Regions from separate parts of the Homo sapiens genome. Here region 2 is linked to region 1. The links are chromatin loops, found by intact Hi-C in ENCODE. Cell type or tissue: psoas muscle. All regions are shown on one strand. Each heading gives the region's core, and the rest is flanking DNA. Links, peaks and the distances in the headings are about the cores only.

Region 1 (5,000 bases), core at 1-5,000:
GAATTCAATAATACAAAAGCTCAAAAGCCAAATATAATGGAATAATATATAAAAGGGAGATTGCCGAGTTCAGGAAACAAATTGTGGATCAAAGTAACAATACAGTTGGCCCTCTGTTTTCATGGTTTCCACATGTGCAGATTCAACATACCATGGATCAAAAACATTTTTTAAATGCAACAATAAAAATAATACAGTATAAGTTATTTACAGTGTAGTAGGTACCACAAGTAATCTAGAGATAATTTAAAATATACAGGAGAATGAGCACAGATTATACCATTTTGTCTAAGGGACTTAGATCCCCAGTATCCCCAGGAGTCCTGGTACAAATTCTCTGCAGATACTGACAGATCTCTGCAGATACTGACAGATAAAACTAGTAAATAAAAAAGAAATGGCTAAATAATTGATAGAGTTTAAAACTGAACTATTAACATGGAGAAAATACATGGAAAATAAGTTCTGAACAAAGAAACGGCTCACAATAGTATATGGAGGATTACTAGCATCCCTAAGTTAGAGGCTCTATCCAAAAACAAAAACTAACAAACAAACAAAAAAGATATTCAGAGAGCTTATAATAAAAAAATTTCTTAAAATGAAGGAAGAATCAGCAGGGGCAAAGGCATAGCCTGGTGAAATTGTTGAATTTCAAAGATAAAGAAAGAATTATTCAGCCAGCAAATAGAATAAATAAATCACCTCAAAAGAAAACATAGGTTAGCTTCAGACTTCTCTATAGCTATATTCATAGGCTGAGGTTCTCCTGAATGTACTAGAATCTCAGGGAAGGGAGAGAGTCCTTCTAGAGGGGAAAGTTTTTTGATAACAAAATTCAATCAACTAAGAGATAAATTAATGAATTTGGTAAGGAGAAATTGTGATAAAGCAACCAAGAATTGTTACATTCTTTTAAATACATAAATAAAACCAAAACAAGTTATAAACCTTAAAATAAAAAAAGAAATTAAAAGTAGTAAAAATTGGGAGGTGGGGAAAGGTGAAGAAATATTAGAAATAGTCAAGTATACCAACTTCCTCATCTTTCATAGCAAGGGGTTAATTGGTACTATTTAAAATCGAAGTGTGACTTTTAAAATAGTGATTTAAATCTCATTGTTTCTATAAAATTATTTCTTAATCTTAAAATAATCTTCCAGGAAAGAGTATATCTTGTGGTGAAGAAGCATTTATCAAATGTAGCAATTCCTTCCATTTATATTCATTTATTTTTCTTCCTTTACATTTAACACAATTAAATTAATGTGTTAAAGATTACCGTGATCACATCTTTCTAAAATTAGTTTTGACTTGCCATCCATCTTTCTAGTTACAGTGAAGATAGCTTATAGATACAGCTCTAAAGTGATGTTGACCTAAATTTAACAATAGTAGTTTCTGGATTATTTTGAGTCATTCACATATATGTGTGTGTGTGTGTGTGTGTGTGCACGCGCGCGTGCGTGTGCAGGCGTGTGTATTGAAATGTCAATAGAAATGTGTAACTTTAATAAAAGCAAAGTCTTTTCTAATATAAAAACATCACACACACATAAGTAGAATATCAACAGCGTTTTGTATAAGTTATAGTAATAATGATTTCCATGTTAGTTAATTCCCATTTGCTAGCCTTGAATACAAAAATCTTCAGAATCTCCCTCTCCACAGTTTCAATAAGGCATTTGTAATGTTCCCCCTCTGGTGCAGTAAATTCACTTTCCTCCCTATCTTGTCCTCCAATCAAATATTCAGAGCCTTTCTGATTTATGTCACCTGTGATCCTGCTTCACCACTTCCACCGTGGTGCCAGAGACACAGTAAGCGGGAAGTTTGAAACACTTGCAGGAATCTTTATTTAACTTACTCAAAAGAGCTCTGTAGGGGTCCAATTCTTAGCTCCCTTAAAAATAGAGCATGATAGACAGCAGAGCTCTTCAGTCCCTGGCCTAGAGTTCTGAGCTTAGGTCAGCACATCTCAATTCCCTTCCCAGAGCAGACGTGAACAGGAGAAGGCACTCCCAGGTCTTCTGCCAAGGCTGCATTGTGAAACATCTCCTGTTCTGCCTTCTACTCTTTTCTCCTACCACCCACCAGTTTCTCTATTTCTAAATTATACCCAACAGCAGTGACTCAAAAACCTGAATATCCTAGAACAGAAATTCTCCAAGTATACAGAAATAAATTCAAGGATACCAGAATTTCATAAAAAGAGAATCTGTGGTTGGGGAAGGATTACTATACATACAAATCACTGTGAGTAATACAAGTAAAAACCGCATGATAGGGTTACCTGAATACTTGTACCATGTATCTCTCATGGGCAGCCAACTCTAATAAATGGGGAAGGAGGAGGAGTGGGCATATTCTGGTATTGATGATCCTGTTTTCAGCCTAATGGTGCATTCATTTACTGTGGATGCTCTTATTAGGGCCGTTAGCATTTCAAGACACAATTTATAGAACCCAACAGTCATTAGTTCTGCTTATGTTTACTCATTTGATTAGGCTAACTGCTCTTTTTTGAAAAAAAATATATAGTCTGCTTAGGACTGTGACTGCACACATGAAGTTGAAGACAAAGGAATGCCAATGACAATACTGCTCATTAATTTGTTCAGCAGATTCCATTCACATTTCTTGAGCTCCCTCCTTTGTGCCCAGCCCTGAGTTCAGGACTTTCTAGTCTTTCCTTTTTGTAATAACAGCCCCTCTGGCCTGGCAGTTATTCCACAACAGAGTCTTGTACAGTGGCTCAGAAGGACAGAGCTACTGGCTCAGACAGGAGATCAAGGACTTGGGCCTTCCTCCCATCTCAACATAAGGCCTGCTTCTTAATGGATGCCAACTGAGAATTAAACAAGGCCAAGCTCCATGATTTCTATTTGACCTTGTTCATGCTAGTCACAACTCTGAGATTCAAGGTCCTCTTTAGCAAAATGGAGCTGATAAAAGTATATACCCATAGGGCTGTTGTATAGTCTGCTTAGGCTGCCATTAAAAAAAATACCAGTCTGGGTAGCTTAAACATAATTCATTTTCTTACAGTTCTGGAGGCTGGGCGTCCAAGATCAAGGTATCAGCAGGGCTGTTTTCTGGTGAAGCCTCCGTCCTTGGTTTGCAGATGCCACCTTCTTGCTATGTCCTCACATGGTTTGTTTGTTTGTTTGTTTGTTTTTCAAGACAGAGTCTTGCACTGTCACCCAGGCTGGAATACAATGGCGTGATCTCGGCTCACTGCAATCTGCGCTTCCCGGGTTCAAGCGGTTCTCCTGCCTCAGCCTCCAGAGTAACTGGGACTACAAGCGCGTGCCACCACACCTAGCTGATTATTATTATTATTTTTTGCATTTTTAGTAGAGACGAGGTTTCACCGTGTTAGCCAGGATGGTCTCGATCTCCTGACCTCGTGATCCGCCAGCCTCAGCCTCCCAAAGTGCTGGGATTACAGGTGTGAGCCACTGTGCCTGGCCTCACATGGTCTTTTCTGTGTGCATGTACAGAAACAGCACTCTGGTGCTTCTTTTTATAAAGACACTGGATTAAAGTCCCACCTTTATGATCTCATTTAACCTTAATTATCTCCTTAAAGGTTTTATAACCAAATGCCATCAGAGGACATTAGAGCCTTAGGCCCTACAGGGCTTTAGGGCCCAACACAGGAATTTTAAGGGGACGTAATTCAGTCCATGACAGCTGTGATGATTAGATAAATTAACGCACGCAATATACTTAAGACAATGCCTGTACGTATTATATGCTTAATAAATGTTAGTAATTATTATTATTATTGTTGTTGTTGTTACTGTTATTACTATTATTTAGGCATGATAGGCTAACATTTGAGGAATAGTGAGTGCCCAGTATTTCATGGTCAAAGTTCCCTCTGTGTAAGTATCTTGATGGGTTGTGTAAGGTAAGAAAGGGATGCCCTTCATTCTATTAATAAATTCAGGTTAGTCCAGTTGTTTTCATACTCAGATCTGACAGAGGTGAGAAGACTCTATTAACACAAAAGGGCTAAATGCAATGTGGTGAGATTTTCACAAAGATTGAATTTTTGCAATAATTTTCATAAATATTGAATCCTTAAATGTTTAAATTCTGAGATTACAATTACAAAATTTTTTGTTGGTGTTAAGCTGACCTTCCTTTAATGAATGATGCACCAGTGATGGAAAATAGGTCTCTTGTTTTTGTTTGGGATGTGTGTGTGTGTGTGTGTGTGTGTGTGTGTGTTAATATCTTTAAATCAAAAGTTTATAATAGTAACCTGACATTTTAGAGAACATTTTTGGCCGCAAAGTCTGAAGAACACAGGCTAGACTAAGGTCCAATATGGACTGGAAAATAAGAGTTTTATGTTCCAGGCCTCCATCCTCCAGATGCGTAAATGGGATCATGACATCACTTAGGTATTTCCAAGTGCTTTGGCTGATGCTGAACCTGAGTTGGCCCCTCAAGCTAACATCTGGAATCAGCCGCATGTTGGCTGGGATGGTCCATGCCACGCACACAGACAAGACATATGTCAATGCACATGCTCATTTGTGAGGAATGGCAATTAAGAAAGCCTTGTCTATGCCACGCTGCATTTGACAGGAATGACTTAAAAGGAACCATCTCAGAGACAAAGCACCCCTACTTGGCCCACCCTTGATAAATTCACTGAATACCCTGTCACCACTTTTCTCAAGTGAAAAATTTGGTTTCATGGAATAATCATGAGGGATTCTTCCAGCACTCACATTCTGTAATCATCTGGAAAAGAGTCACTCCCGGTGCTTGTGGAATAAAGCTGAAGAGCTGGCATCTGAGCTATCACATCCTGACCTAATGTGCTAAGCCTGAATTTGTAATCTAAGAAGACATGTGAAATGCAGACTTCCTTATTTGTGTTTCATTCCCAAGTTATTGGGAGTGAAATCTGTGTCTGACAGTCACTATCTGGGGCAAACATGTTTTCTGCTTGGCTGGAATTCTGCATGTGTGACTCCTGA
Region 2 (16,252 bases), core at 6,287-11,286, 500 kb before region 1:
TTGTTTGTCATATATCTTACCATAGGCACCATAAGGGCAGAGACTATGTCTGCTTGGCTTGCTACTGAATCCTTAGAACTCAGCTCAGAGCTGGGCATCAGTGGTTTCTCAAGAAATAATTCATTGAATGAATGGGTGAACCAGTTAATAAATGAATATAGGATACCTCTAGGATGTTGGGAAAGTTCTTTTTTCCTTTCCCAGACTACTCCAATCAAGGGGAATCACCCCCAGTAGAATTGCTAGGTAGAAATGAACATAGTAAACTAGTGTTAATAAGGGGCTTTGTCAAATTAACAAAAAACAAAATGTCCAGAAAATGAATTGCTAGATTCTTATTATCACATATTTTCACAAGTGCTCAGCTCTGATCATTGAGAAGTTTCAGTAGTTGAGAGTGAGTCAGATGTGGCAAGTTATAGAGATGTTCTGGATTACACAGGAAATGCAGAATCTAAGCTCAAAACTGTCCTTTGGGAATGTTATGCACCCAACACTTGGGTTGGGAACATATTGCACAATGATCTTGTTTCCACTTGTCCTTGAAAAACAAAACTAAACAAAATCACAATACATCATTTACTCTGTATTATATGTATTAACTGGTTAAATCCTTAAAACTCTCCGAAGAATAAAACTGAGGCTAAGGAAAGTTACGGTTAGGAAGTGGTGATGGAATCTGGGTTTGAACCTTAGTAACTAAGCTCCAGAGACTATGCGCTTATATTATGTTATAGTGCTCACTATTTTAATTTAGTGCAGAATTTCTTTAGGGAAGATTGGTTATATCAAATGGAAACCTATATTGTATTATACCTATGATTCTTCTGTAAAAGTCAGCTTTTAGGCAAGAGTGCAGAAAATGACTCTTTGGTGTATTACTGCAGAAACAAGTGCTTCAGTTGGGAGGTAGCTGTTCAGACAAAATGTAAAACAGGGAGTGGAGATGGTTCTTCAGGAGCCAGGACCAGCTGACCTCCATCCTCTTTCTGCCCTTATATCTAAAATTCTTGAGTTATCATCCTGAATTTAATTTCAGGGCCAGCTTCCTGCATTGCTGTAATCTATGTTTTCTAAAAGAGTGTTAATATTGCTAATCAAAGCTGTGTGGAGTGACAATTTTTTCCTGTGTGTTGCTGCAAAACAGACCATTCAAAAGAATGAAATTCTACAAGTAATTCAATAATTGCATCGCATGAAAACCTGGTAGATTTAGACTTTCCAAGCTAGAAAAGGCCTGCAGCAGGGATGAAATAGGCTGGAGGGTCGTGCTGAATTCAAATCCTGGCTCTGCAACTTGCCAGCATTATGACTTTGGGCAGGTTACTTAACCCTAGGAATCTCTGTCACCTCTCACTTAAAAGAGATTTAGACCTAACCAAGGGAGTATTGTGAGTATTTCATGTGGTAATGTGTGTCAAAAACCCTAACACAATGACAGTCACTGAGTAGGGGTTCAACCAGTGCCAACTCCATTCCCCTCCCCTTCCAGATGCCATGTGGCTCACTTAGTTAGTTGTCCTCTGAAAAATCTTAACAAAGAAGGCTCTTGTTTCTAAATAACTTCAGGGAGGAGACTTGATGAGCACTCTTGGTTGCCCATCCTATTGTCATTCACATCCCTAATTTTCTAGCCTTTAATAAAGTACTATGTGCAGTGGGGAACTCCACAGCTTGTGGGACATGCAGGGTTGGGGAGGGTCGATCAGAAGGCCACAGAGAAGCAGAAAAGTTTAGTTAAGAAGACCCTTGAGAGGCTGAAACTACTTAGGCCGAACCCTCAGGCCTGGTGTGAAGGATTTAAGCACAATACAAGACCCAAGTGTTCAGTGCAGGCACCAGTTAGGGACAGGAAGGCACAAGGATGCATGGATGGGCCGTAAATACAGACCACAAAGCCGCAGAGAGCCAGTTCAGGTCTGTGGTCACTGTGGTGATGGCACATCCTCAGGGTACCTGCCTGGTACTCAAGCTGTCTGTCCTGGCCCAGAGAACTCACATACCGTAAGCTAGGCCCACATCATAGCTTCTCTTAATTGTGAGTCTGTTTAACGTTCATTCAGTTTCTTCCTGGCATGTAGACTTTCATGGTAAACTGATATTTTAGCATTTTCTTATACAGCTGAACGAAAATGTGCTTTCTTTTAACTTTTACTCACTGGCTCCAGCCCTGCACCAAGGATTCACACAGAAAGAAAATTCCGGCCAGGCATGGTGGCTTATGCCTGTAATCCCAGCACTTTGGGAGGCTGAGGCGGGCGGATCATGAGGTCAGGAGATCGAGACCATCCTGGCTAATGCGGTGAAACCCTGTTTCTACTAAAAATACAAAAATTAGCCAGGTGTGGTGGCGGGCGCCTGTAGTCCCAGCTACTTGGGAGACTGAGGCAGGAGAATGGCATGAACCTGGGAGGTGGAGCTTGCAGTGAGCCGAGATGGCACCACTGCACTCCAACCTGGGTGACAGAGCAAGACTCCGTCTCAAAAAAAAAGAAAATTTCCTTTTTCTTGGGACAGTCTTTCAGACATTTAAAGAGAATCATCAACTGGCTAAACATCTCCAAGGTCTTTTAATTAATATAGTTTTCAGTTCTTTTCCCATTTTCTTTTCCTGCCTGTGACCTTTCTCCATCTGGTCAGTGAATACCCTGAACTACAGATCTCAGAACCTCTGGAAGAAGCAGACAGCAGTTAGTTACCACTGGAAAATGTAGTCCTGTGTTCCTATTAGCTTCCTTGGCAACTGCCCCCTTACTATTGAGTGAAACTGAGACAGTAGACTCAATTCTGAGGTCTTCTTCTCATGAGTTGCTATCAAGGTCTGTCTCCTCATCCTTTATGTGTGCACTTGATTATTTGAATATGACTCTGAAATGTTGGGTCAGGTTTGAACTACTGCTTTTGGCATGCTGATTCTGCCATCCCCCTCCACAGCCTCTTCTCTCAGCCTCATGTAGATGGGGTATGCAGGCTCAAGGGGACAAATATTTAATAATACTTGATAAAAATTTTGGACTGAATGAGGCAGAGGTCAAAATTCTTCATTATATCACAGTTCAGGGCATCCTATAGCGTCATATCACCCATTAATCGTCATCTCCAAATTTATTCAACCAGTTATAAATCCACTGAATTGTATTATCATGAGGTCCATATCTCTGTAATTTGTTAACAACAATATTATAGGAAACTCCATCAAAGACATTGCTAAAATCAATAAGCACAGTATCTACTGCATCTTTTTAATTCTCTATTGTGGTCATCTCACCAACAGGCATGTCTAATGGGGATTGCTCTTAGTGAGTCACAGTTGGTCCCAGGAAACATGTTCTTCCCAATAAGGGTTCACATTTCTTCTGTTACACAATCTTCTCAAGGAGTTTCTAGGGACCATCTTACTCTTTTGAAAATTAAAACCTGCCCTCTTCCCAAAAGATATTAAATAGATGAGGATAGGACAAAAGAGATTGAAATTAAACTTTGCAGAAATAATCTAGATCAGGCTTTATGAATAATTACGAGGCATTGTGCTAAAATTCTAAAAATGGCTATGATGTCACTTGCATAAATTATTAATAAATTATTATATATTTGATAATTTTTCTTTGTAGACCTGGAGGCAAAGGTATGGATGAGATCACATAGCAAGGAGATTGCTGCTGAGAAGGAGTCAAAGCCTGGGTTTTACTTGTGGCCTTGCTGCTACACCAACTTTACTGACATGCCATTCTGGGATAGTCTTTTCTCTCTGAGGCTTCAAGAGAAGATGAGAATACATTCCATCCCTACCTCTTGGAGTCATTGTGAGGACTCAGATGAAGTGCAGCATCACGCAACAGTAAGTGGTTATTAGTATGGCTTCTGGAAGAGTTTGTGTCTCCAAGTGGGATCCTTGGCTGTCAGATCCATGACTGCATCTATAAATACTGTGGGAAGTCGGAAGCACACACTGGGGTTGACCGTATTCTCTAATTGGGTGTCACCTTTCATGAGCCAAGCAGCTGCCAAAACTCATTGCCTCTGATTTAGTGTCTTGGAACTGATCAGCATATTGTTTTGTTAATAACCATCTGAAGTTCAAGAAGTCTTCCAAGTGGTACCACTTGAAATATAACAGCTGGCTCAGGGGCTGTTTTGTGGTAGGCTCAAATGGGACTTAGATGCTATTTCCCTCTTATGCACAAATGTGGTAACAAGCTTGAAAAGGGGGCTCAGTGATTCCCCACTGCCTCCAGTGCTCAGTAAGCAATTTGAATATTTCAATATGGAAAATATAACCTAGTTCTTTTTAGACCAATCTGCCTCTTATTCATAAATTAAATAGGATACACAGAGCTAAGGAACAGAATGAAGACAAGACAGTGAAGACATCATCTCAATAGCAGGAATCTATCCTGAGCCTGTCATTCTTCCATCTATATTCCTGTCCACCCATATGTCCATATATCTGTCAATCCATCTATTAATACATTAAAAATTAAATGAATATTTATGATACAAAAGACACTTAATGAGACCTAAGTCCTGCCTTCAAAGAGTTTATGGTTAAGTATATGGGAGAAATCGAATATAATTCACAGCAAAGCAATGTTATTACAAGATCAGAGAAAGATTACTTCCAGTTAGATAGAACCGGGGAAGCATTTAGGCTGAATCAAGAAAGTTGGATAAGATTTAGATGTATGGAGATGGGAGATATGGTTTTTCTAGGAAGAGGGAATAACCAACAATAAAGACATGAAGGAGGTAAACTATGGAGACTGCTTGGAGACTACTGTTCAGTATTGAGTTTTGCAGGAGATAATGAGAGTTAAGCTGAAAAGGTAGTCTGGGACAGAAGATAAAGGGCCTGGAATTCCAGGCTAAGGAGTTTGTACATCATTTTGGAGAAAATTGGGAGCCCCTGAGGATTTTTAAATATTGTAGCATTGTATCCAGAACTGTGCTTCAGAAAGAGTACTGCCGTTCCCAGTGTTAAATGTTAGAAGCAATACGCCAGAGCCTTGCCTCCAGGTCTTACCTTCTGGCTTTCACATGGCATTTGTTGGTGCCAGTGGCTGGGAAGATTATTCTATTTTACCCTGAAGGAGGAAGGTGGATGTAGTGGACCTGTGAATTCCAGTCAGATTCCCTTTCAGGACTGACACACTTATCTGCTCATGCTGAGAGTGTTGGCTACTGATGGCCATAGCCAAATCCCTGTCTGGGAACTGCATCTGGCTGGTGAGAGCTGCCTTTCCCAGGGTAATACTCTCTCCTTCAATGACTGGTTGATACAGGGGTTACAAAGGCCTGGCCCCTTTGCCTCAATTTGGAAGAGAACTCTGAATACTCCGCAGTCCATAACTCCCAAGCTTCCTGCAGGATTATCTGAGGCTTCTGCATTCCCTAGTGCCTGCTCCGACAAAACTCCTGCACATACATCTCCATCTCAGAGTCTGTTTCTAGAATCCTGAGCAAAGGCAATGGGTCTTCCTCTTCCCCAGCTTCCTCTGCAGTTGACTTATCCAGGGGATGGCTTGTGTCATCTCTCTTGTATCACCTCCCTTGGTAAGGGGCTGAAGATGGGCAGTGTTGCCCCTATTTCTAAGAGATTGTCTCTGTGAGTGTATCTGTGAGTGTAGAGTTTTCTCTTTAGGTATTGAGGGTCTCTGGACCTTCCCAGGCTGTGTTCCCCAAAATGTCTTCCATGGGATGTTTATGGAGGTACACCTTGAAAAAAGTGGTAGCCAAACGAGTACTCAGTATCTAAGAGGTTAGAATTGTAGACAATGCTTGAGTATATCCGATTATAGAGAAGTTTTCTCAAAAATCATGTCGGGGTTAAGGAACTGTTGCTTTATATGTTTGAGGAATTATTTGGGGCTGAAATACTCATTAGTGAGTATTTCATTAGTGAAAGGCAAGGCCAATGTCTACTTGGAATGATACTTGTAAAACAAGGGTTGAAAACTCATGTGGCTCGGCATCCGTTCAACATAAACAATGAGATAAGAATGTAGGGTCCTGGGGACCTGAAAATAAAGTATAGGCCTGTCCTAAGGGGACTGCTGCTATAGGGGTTCATGAAAAAGACTGGTGCTTCCATGAGGAAGTGCTGGTCCCTGTGGCCAGACCTCAGGTTTTGCAAGGTATCTGTACTTTAAAAAATGTAAATCTCCTGAGTTTTAATTTAATTTTTAGAAAATACTGTGTGCATGAAGCAAAATATATCTGCGAGCTGAATGTGGCCTTCAGGCTGTGGTTGTTTGCCTCTGTTTTAAACCACCGTGCATGCTGGAGAGAGCACCTGAGGCAAAAACAGTGAGCACATTTGTGTGCTCATCTCTAGAGGGGCCTCTGCCTGGTAATGGGCCACTGGGAGGCAGGGTGGGCTACAGAAATTGGGGGAGGGCTGGGGAGCCTATGCATGCATGGTCTGAAGAGCAGACAGCTTAAAACATGTTTCCAAATGTGTTTTGGCCGCTTTCGTTTATGAGAACTGGCGAAATCTGCAGGTTTAAAAAAATCTTATTTGTAAATTTACTTATTCCTTAAATTCCTTCTTAAAACATTATTTTATGTTATTTAATCTTCATGAGATCCTTCAAGGATTCCCAACTGTACCCAAGATAACAGTTGACAGTTAAATCCCTCCATGTTAGGGCTGCACATTCAATTCATTCATTCATTCATTCAGGTGTGAATTCCTTGATTTGACACATACACAAATAATTATACAAATAATTATTGAATGCTGTCTTGTACAGGGAACTGTATGAAGTACCTCTAGAATTGCAAAAATGAATAAGGTACTGTTTCTGCCTTCTAGGAACTCAGATGCCCTCACTGCATCTCAAATGCACTCAGGTAGGTACGATGATGGTAAGAGTTCATATTTACTGACTACCTACTAAGTGGTTGGTACTATTCCTAGTATTTTGTTTTAACTTTCGCATTTAATCCTATGACAGCATACCTAAGAAGTGACTATTATTTCTGACCTCCATTTAGAGAAAGCATGGAGACACATGCTGTTTCGGCACTTTCCCCAAGATCAGAGAGTTATAGGAGCTGGAGCTGGATAGAAGCCTGGTGTACACCTCTCTGACTATTGCTTCACTGGGCCACCTGGCATCCTGTGGAGGGGCTTCTGAGCACCTGTAATCTGATGGAGAGCATGGCAGAGGCAGCTGGATGCTAGACACTGAGGAGACACCTGAGTCTGACAAGTGGAAAGAGATGTGTGTGGGGAAAGGAGATCAGGCAAAGGCTCCGCAGTAGGAAGGCCAGAGTGGCCCCTGAGACCACAGGAAGAAAAGGGAAGCAATGCTGGACAGCCGGCCAGCTCCTGGGCTGTGGGGCCAGCAGCCATTAGAGACAGTCAGAGTAGAGGACCCTTAGACCCCACCAGACCCTGCAGAGGATGAAACAGAAGGATGCAAAGAGATTTGTCCTCTTAAGAGAGGAAACAAATACAAATCACAATGAAATGCCACTTTCCTGCATCGGATTAACGAATACTCGAAAGCTTAATACTACTTAGTGTTGGCCAGGACTTTCCTTTTGCACAATTTTGATGGGCGAGTCAATTGGGAAAGTGTTTGTGAGTGCAGTTTGGCAATATGTGTGTATCTACATTTTAAATGCACATACTTTTTGGTCCAGAAAAAGTCCCCTGAGGATACACATATACCTGCAGGATAAATGCACACATACATATATTTAGGGTTGGCATTTTTACAAACAGAAAATTAAAAATGATCTTCATCAGTAGGTTAAGCAAATAAATTATGATAATACAAACTAGGGAATACTGTGGCTTCGTATTACTCTTAAAATAAAACCCCAAGCCCTTTCCCATGGCCTATAAGGCCTGGGATGATTTGGTCCCTTCCCCGTTCTCACCCTAATTTTCCACTGCTCTTTCTCTCCTCCTGCTCCAGTTCCTAGAGGCTATAGCTGTTCCACAGACCAAGGCAGTTCCACCCTTAGGGCCTTTGCTCCTGCAGTTTCTCCTTCTTGGAAGGTTTTCTCCCCCAGATATTAATACGACTGTCTCCTCACTCTATTTATACCTCTGTTCAAATATCAACATGTGGTGAACAGCTTCGAAAATGACCCTTAACGACCTGCCCTCCTGGTATGGATTCCCTCCCTTCTAGTGTGAGCTGGACCTAGTGACTTACTAATAATGAATAGAATATTTTAAAAGGGGGGATTTCACTTCTGAGATCTTATAACAGAATACCATGACTTCATCTTGCATGCTCTTTCTCTCTCCCTCTGTCTTCCTCTCCCTGTCATTCTTGCTTGTGAGTAAGCAGGCTGCCATGCTGTGAGCTGCCCTATGGAGAAGTCCACATGGCAAGGAACTGAGGGATACCTTCAGCCAACAGCCAATGAGGAACTGATGCTCCCAGAGAACAGCCTGTAGGAAACTAATTCCTGCTAACAACCTTCAGATGACTGCAGGTCTGGCTGGCAACTCAACTGAAGCCTGAGAGAGATCCTGAAGCAGCGGGTGCAGCTAAGCCTCTGCTGGATTCCCATTAGACAGAAACTGTGAGTCATGAATACTGTTGTTTTAAACACTAAGTCTTGGGGTAATTTGAAACACAGCGATAGACCACTGATACAGAATCCCTGGGAGAAGTGTTCTATGACTATGCAATTTAAAACAGTATTCTTTGTTGCACAGTGACCCCTTAACCTGCTTTATTTTATTTCATAGCATGTATTTCTTGGACATTCTTTGATATCTTTTTGTTTGTGTATTTCTTTCTCTTTACTAGAATGTAAAGTTTTATGAGGACAAAACTCTTGCTTATCATTGTGTTCCCTCGTGCCTAGAAGAGTGCCTGACATTAAGTGGGTGCTCACGTTTGGTAGGTATTTGTGAAGGAATAAATATTGCAACCCATAAAAAGAATGAATAGTCATGCAGATCCAATATGGGGAAGGCTTCCAAAATATAACATTATGGCGGGAGAGAAAAGCAAGTTGCAAGGCAATCTATATATATCATGATCCCCCTTTCATATCTGAAAGTTTGCATATGCAATGAAAAATGTCTGAAAAGATACAGATCAAAGTGTGAATAGTGGTTTTCCCTACAAGATAAAATTATGGAGCCACACTGTCTTAAACATTTCTTTAATTTTTAATGGTTTTATAATTATTCTAGAATCAGAAAAATTCAATGAAGACATTTTATAGAATTCTTAAGGCCAACCAGCCACTTGCTCTTCAGTGTTCCTGTGTCTTCTCTTGGCAGACCTCCAAAGAGGCTACCTGCTGCTAGTCTGAACCCAGCAGCCTTAGACTTTTTCCTTATGGTGGCCAGAACCATTCTCCCTGCACCTCACCCAGCCAGCCTCCAGTCTCCAGGCAGTGCACAGGAAGAGCTCCCACATGACAGACTGTCAGAAACCTAGCATGTTTTCTGTGAATATTTCTTGGCAATAATTACTGAATAGGAAATAGGGAGTTGAAGAGAAATAAAAATACAGTACAGCAAAAATAACTGTTTTTGCAGTTCAGCCTTGAAGGGATAAAGGCTGCCGAGTAGCTGATGGATGGAGCACACTGCGCTGATCCTCTGCTTTGCTTGAGGGCGAAGTTCTCATGGGGACACTAAGGCTGGGCTTCATGGAAAGCTCCAGTGAGATCCCTGGACACATATCAGATTTCTCCCTGGTTATGCTGAGTGTATCTGTGCAGGAAGGTACTCAGAGTGCTCCATCTAAAGCCCAGCATTCCCTGTAGACTAAGAGTCAGTGTGGGAGAGAGGTGGGGGCGGGCAGCCTTGTCATTCTTCCCCTCACAACTTGGCTTGGGCAGTTTTTCATCTCCTTGCTATGTTATCAACTCTCCACTGCCTCACCCACTATATCCTATATGCTCTTAAATTTGCTGTATATGTTGACTGGGAGGCAAGGTAAGCCTCCAAGAGGAGAGCTGATCATAATCCTGAAAGACACAATCCAGAGTGCCACCATCCTGAATGTGGAAATCCTGAAAGATCACAATCCCAAAAATATAACTCTGAGAAAAACAATAAAAAAGTATTTTAAAGATATTTAAAAGGGAATTTATTTGAGAAACAAAAATGCAACAGAACACTTCACAGGCCACTTTATACAATAAAAGAGTCAATAACATACACATTTTTGGAGGCATAAAAATTCAGATATACTAATGACAGCCACATGGATATAACAATTATGAGCAGATGAACTGTATTCATAAAGAAATAGGTGAAAAAGGGAAATATATAAACACATATCACTATGGTTGTGTACGCAGCCTTATAACTGCAGTCATATGAAATACTGTTATGAGCAACCTAACAGTATTTTAAAGAGATCAATAAAAAAACAAAACCATGTTGGGTCACCATCACATATGCAGTCTCCCAAAGAGCCGAGATCTTGAGACATTTCTCACAAAAGCAGATGTAGCAAAAGAACATCTCTTCATTTATTGAGGAAATTTCAACATTTTTACTTACATGCACAATGCTTACACACAAAGTCAACGTTATGATAATGCATTTTCTGGAGTCAAATCTGCAAAAAAATGTGTAAAACCAATTAGAACTCTCCAAAAGTCTCTATGCAATTTATATCTTCAATATTGAAAATGATGTAAAGATGAAATACATAGCCTAGCAAATTGTAAAATACAACATTAACAATTTAAAATAATGAAAAAGACTAACAAAAAGAAAAGAAAAACATTAGACATGAAAAGTATATTAAGTGGATAGATAATGGCAATTGCACAGAGGTTGTCCATAAGGCTGGCTAACCTTCACTATCATTGACTATATTTTGAAGTCTTGCATCACGATGAATAGCTGCTTTTTTCTATTAGGACATGGCTTTCCTCAGAGAATATTTTCATATTCATTTTCTATGTAGTGCTGCTCTTTTTGATATTCTTCTGTGATTCGATATGCAACAACATGAACATTTCCTGTTAAACTTTCCCATCTTCTGTTTAGGAATTTTGATCTCTAGGGATTTCAGTATTTGGGATGATGGTGTTTGGAATTGTGTCTTTCAGGTTTATGATCCAAACCCCTCTGAGAGCAGGGACACAAGATGTTGTGTCCTCTGTGGTATCCTCAGGGCCTGTTATACTGACAGCACAAGTAGAGACTCAAGCAGTGTGGTTGGCAGAATGAATGGCCACTCTCACATTTGTGTATGTCCTTTCTAAAGTGTGCTCCAGCATGGCATGGTCTGACACTACGGAGTAGAGCAGGATTGTACACACCTTCTTTCTACATTCTATACTTCCATAAATGTAATCTAAGAGCAGATTTTTTGGGCAGCCAATTAAACAGTTATAAAACTTGTTCCTCCAACCTTTTCTTCTTAAAGAAGATGTCAGCTATTATTTCTTTAAATGTCACTTTAATGATGAAATATTTCAAACATATTATATTTAAAATATTCTGAACATAGCAAGTCCTCATGGACCTGCCTCTGGAATTTAACACATATTCTTTTTTTTTTTTTTGCTTTTTTCATAATTTTAATTTTCATATATTTTTCTTTTCCTTTTTATTTATTTATGCTTTTAATTTTTAATTTTTGTTGGTACATAGTAGGTATATATATTTTGGGTGTACATGAAATGTTTTGATGCAGGCATGCAATATGAAAAAAGCACATTATGGAGAATGGGGTATTCATCCCCTCAAGCATTTATCCTCTGAGTCACAAACAATCCAGTTACACTCTTCAAATTATTTAAAAATGTACAAGTAAGTTATTATTGACTTTAGTCACCCTGTTGTGCTATCAAATAGTAGGTCTTACTCATTCTTTTTACTGTTTCTGTATCTACTAACCATCCCCACCTCCCCTCCTTGCCCTCCAGTACGCTGCTATTTTACCATGATTACTTCAAATTTTTGGATAAATAAAATATACAGATAAAATCAAAGCCTCCTTTATTTTTCATTCTTTGCTTTTCATTCTTTCATCACAATAAATAAATATTATTCTGAAGTTGATGTATGTTCCTCCCACCCATGTTTTATAATTTTATTACATATATACTTATAAAATATCATATATAAAGTATCAAATCTTATTTGTCTGATATTCTGTAACTCACAATTATGTTTTCAATATTGATTCCTAGGAACCTAATTTTAGTTACTGAATTCTATGAGTGTGTCATAATTTGTCTATGCTCCAGTAGCTGTGTACAGGATTTCTCATTTCCCCATTTTCAACCATTCCTCAGTTTTATAAGGCTTTTTATTTACCAAGCCAGTAAATATGAAATGATATCTCATTTTAATTTGCATTTTCCTTTTACTAATAAGGTTGGACGTCTTTTCACGCATTTTTTTTTTGCCATTTGGATTTTTTCTTTTATCGATTTCCTATTCTTACATTGTGCTAGTTTGCAAAAATGGCCACAATAATTTCCTTCCCTGAATCGATATCCTTGGGTAATTCCCATCATACAGATTCTGGGCGTAGACATGTGATTTCCTTTGGCTAAGGAGATAAGAAAATGTGAGACTTGAAGAGGCCCAAGAGACTTGGAAAGTGCTTGTGCATTGGTGCTGTTTCTTGCTTCTCTGAAACCACCACCATGTGAAAAAGCCTGGGCTAGTCTGCTGAATGATGAGGGACACGTGGCCTGGTGACCTTCATTAGTCCAGCAAACTGCCAAACACATGAGTGAGGCCATTGACTGCCAGCTGACTGCAAACATGAGACTGAGCCCAGCTAATTTCTTGAGGATAAAATGAGCCATTTTTTTCTGAGCTCAGCCCAAACTGTCAACCCACAGAAATCAGAGCACATAGATATTTGTTGTTTTAAGCCAGTAGCCCTGGGTGGTGTGTTATGGCAGCTATAGCTCATTCACATTATTTTGCCCATTTTTTCCCCTTTTGGTTGCTTGTCTTTTTTTTATTGCTAAACTCTTTCTTTATTTCTTCTGGGTTTTTTTTTTTTTTTTTTTTGAAACAGGGCCTCACTTTGTCACCCAGGCTGGAGTGCAGTGGTGTGATCTTGGCTCCCTATAGCCTCGAACCTCCACCAGGCTCAAATGATCCTCCCAACTCAGCCTACTGAGTAGCTGAGACTACAGGTGCATGCCACCACACCCAGCTAATTTTTATATTTTTTGTAGAGATGGGGTTTCAGCATGTTGCCCAGCCTGATCTTGAACTGCTGGGCTCAAGGGATCTGCCTGCCTTGGCTTCCCAAAGTGCTGGGATTACAGGCATGGACCACCGTGCCCAGTCTGCTAAACTCTTTCTTAACATGACATTTCTCATTCAACTCTGTAAGTTTACGAGGCAGACATTATTATCATTATTATCATCATTTCCATTTTAGAGATGAGGGAGCTAGGATTAGAGGTTTAGTGATTATTCAAAGATCATGCACCTAGCAAGCAAGGAAGGTGAAATTTGAATCCATAAATGTCTGGCTGCAGGACCAGAGCTCTCAGGCCATTTCACTTCCCTGCTTCTCTCGCATGTTGAATTTACAGTCGCTCAGTTCGTGGAAACTCTTTAGGGCCAGGCACTATGCCACATTTTATATCATACTAAACACAGAGTTTTGTTTTAAACTTCGTTTAGGACTTTCTGTTTTCAGTGGTGTACTAGAACAAGCCCACAGCAGTTCACGAGAGCCAATGTTAGCTAGCATCTCTTCCCAATTCTGAGTTCAGGACATCACATGGTAACTTGACATCAGCTGTGGTAGGAGTCTTTATACCACAGGATTTAGCAAATACTGTGAATCAGGGGCTTTTATCTTCTAGAGAGCTGGTTTACCAGCACATAAAGTACTGGGCTGTGTTTATTCCTGTTCCTTGTATCTTGTTAGGTCTGTCCCTTTCAGTTGGTGGTTAGCATAGTGTTGGAACATTATTTGTCATCCAACATATTTGCTATTCCTATCCACTTTATATCATTTCGCAAATGGAATAAGTATATCTTCTATGTCTTCACTGGCTCACAAACTGAGCTTTCAGGGCTGGGAGTAGAAACTTTTCTCCAGGTTCACTTGTTCCATTAATCAATACGTTCATTCCTCTACCGACAGGCAATAGTCCTTGAGTATTTTCTATGTGACAAATAGTATTCTAAGTCCTTTACATGTATTAAATTATTGTAATCTCCTCAGCAACTGATGAGTTATGGATTTGAGGCACAAGGAAGTTGAATTCCTTAGGGGTCTACATAACTAGGTGATGGCTGAACTGGATTCAAATCCAGTTTGCTAGTTTGCTATCCTCTCTTTACTTAACTGCGCTACAATCCAAACTTTGAGCCTCTATCTGATCCATAAGGATACCACAGAGGAGTCTGGATTCAGTGAGCAGTGGGATTCAGCAGTAGTAGAGGGCCATTGTAAGTGTTTGAATGGGAGAGTGATACTTTTCACATGGTACTTAGAATGTTTTGTTACACTAGAGTATGATAGATTGTCCCAAGTAGGAGAAAGGCCAGGGGCAGGAAAAACACTTGTGGGATTGTAGCTATCATTTAGAGCTTGCTCATGTTTATGGAAATGAAATGACTCTTCTATATGGGGCTTTCACTCCAACTGGCTCAGGCTCCTACTGGCTCAGTCAAGTTGTCAAGGCTCTGTTCATGCTATTTCCCTGACCCACGGTACATTCTCTAGCTACTTCATTTCTTTATATATAAAAATAGTTAAAAAATAAACTACAGATATAATATTATTATTGGGCTCTTCCACAACATCATTCCCCTTAAATATTCATCATCTGTTTTATACACTTCTGATTTAATAATTTCTCACATATTTATTATTTATCACCAGTGAGTCTTTAAGTTCCTCAAGGGCAGGAACCATGTCTTATACTTTGGCATGCTCTGCAGTGCTGAGATCACCAGAGTTACTCCATAAATGCTTGTGGAATATAAAAATGCATAAATAACTCTTCTTTTTTTTTTTCCCATGGGCAAGCTCATTGACAGTAGGTACCTGGAGTAATATAATTAGGAAGCTCCAAAATAAAATTGTGTTAAGGAACTACTTAAATGCTGTAAAGGAAAGTAGAGAAGACAGCCAATTTGTATCTACGAGCACCCATGATTTCTATGTAATAGAAGAAGTCATTTATTGGATTTAGTTGACTTAGTTAAGTTCCTGGCTACAGGCTGCCCCCTGAGTCCTTAATTGCTCATCCAAAAGGAGGAAGTAGTGGCCCCACTCAGAGCCAAGTTATAAGGTATCCATTAGCAGATTTGAGAGTGTGGCTAGAGAATTGTGGAGGCTGAATGAGGGGAACAGAACCAACAACTACCAATTATCTAGCGTGTGCAAACACTATGCTAAAGCACATTTTCTTTTAGTCATCATTACTAACCTGCTAGGTGTGTTTTGCTATTCCTTTTGAGAGATGAGAAAACTGAGCTCTGAAAGAGTATGTAACTTGTTTCAGAGTACACAGCAGGTAAGAAATGGAGCAGAGATTCAAATTCGCTTTCATCTGGCTCTAAAAACAATGCTTTATTGTTTACCTATAGGGCTAGCCTAGTAATGTAAATGTGTGAATTGGGCTGGGTATACGAAAACTGGGAAAAGTTTCCAAACTCTGTTTAAAGATTCAGAATCAAACTTAAAAACTACACTTCCTCCCAAAACTTTTGCAGGCTAGCCTTCTCTATTGGATCATCACTTGCAACTCTTTTTTTTTTTTTGAGACGGAGTCTCGCTCTGTGGCCCAGGTGGGAGTGCAGTGGCGCAATCTCGGCTCACTGCAAGCTCCGCCTCCCAGGTTCACGCCATTCTCCTGCCTCAGCCTCCCGAGTAGCTGAGACTACAGGCGCCCGCCACCAAGCCCGGCTAATTTTTTTGTATTTTTAGTAGAGACGGGGTTTCACCGTGTTAGCCAGGATGGTCTCGATCTCCTGACCTCGTGATCCGCCCGCCTCGGCCTCCCAAAGTGCTGGGATTACAAGCGTGAGCCACCGCGCCCGGCCCATCACTTGCAACTCTTATTTTTAATAAAGCACTTTACCCAGTCAGAGGTGGGAGACATGGATTTGTCTGACATTTTCTATGATGGGATGCTGTTACTTAGCAAGGCCAGCCTGGAATTTCAACTAATTCTTGATGGGGAAAAGCATACCATTCAGAGGTTGTGAAAGCAAAGAGATCATCCAGGGACCCAAGTTAGATGGTACTCCTAAAGACAGCCAGAGATGGACTGTGCTAATAGACTTCAGCAAAGGCAGTGGGTGCAGTGATTG

What was found. Hi-C counts contacts between places; a loop is a spot of excess contacts. Peaks named below come from ENCODE experiments on the same cell type or tissue, not always from the same donor. Only the 100,000 strongest peaks of a DNase experiment are listed, where the experiment ranks them.
Region 2: it touches region 1 in a loop (2.2-fold over the local background); 1 of 110 quality-filtered maps calls a loop at or near these places.

Annotation. Positions count from the first base shown.
Region 1 is chr3:134,985,951-134,990,950 of GRCh38, reverse strand. The region is part of intron 3 of EPHB1 (EPH receptor B1); the gene reads right to left. Among named protein-coding and RNA genes, the nearest start is that of EPHB1, 190 kb to the right of the region's middle. In psoas muscle, for the core only: no CTCF peak of the experiment used is centred there; a DNase peak (open chromatin) is centred at 2,000.
Region 2 is chr3:135,483,855-135,500,106 of GRCh38, reverse strand. It overlaps LOC105374122 (a long non-coding RNA gene), which reads left to right. Exons shown (of 7, transcript XR_924528.4): 2 at 3,612-3,838; 3 at 6,812-6,849; 4 at 8,307-8,544. Among named protein-coding and RNA genes, the nearest start is that of PPP2R3A, 470 kb to the left of the region's middle. In psoas muscle, for the core only: no CTCF peak of the experiment used is centred there; a DNase peak (open chromatin) is centred at 8,416; H3K27ac peaks cover 528 bases.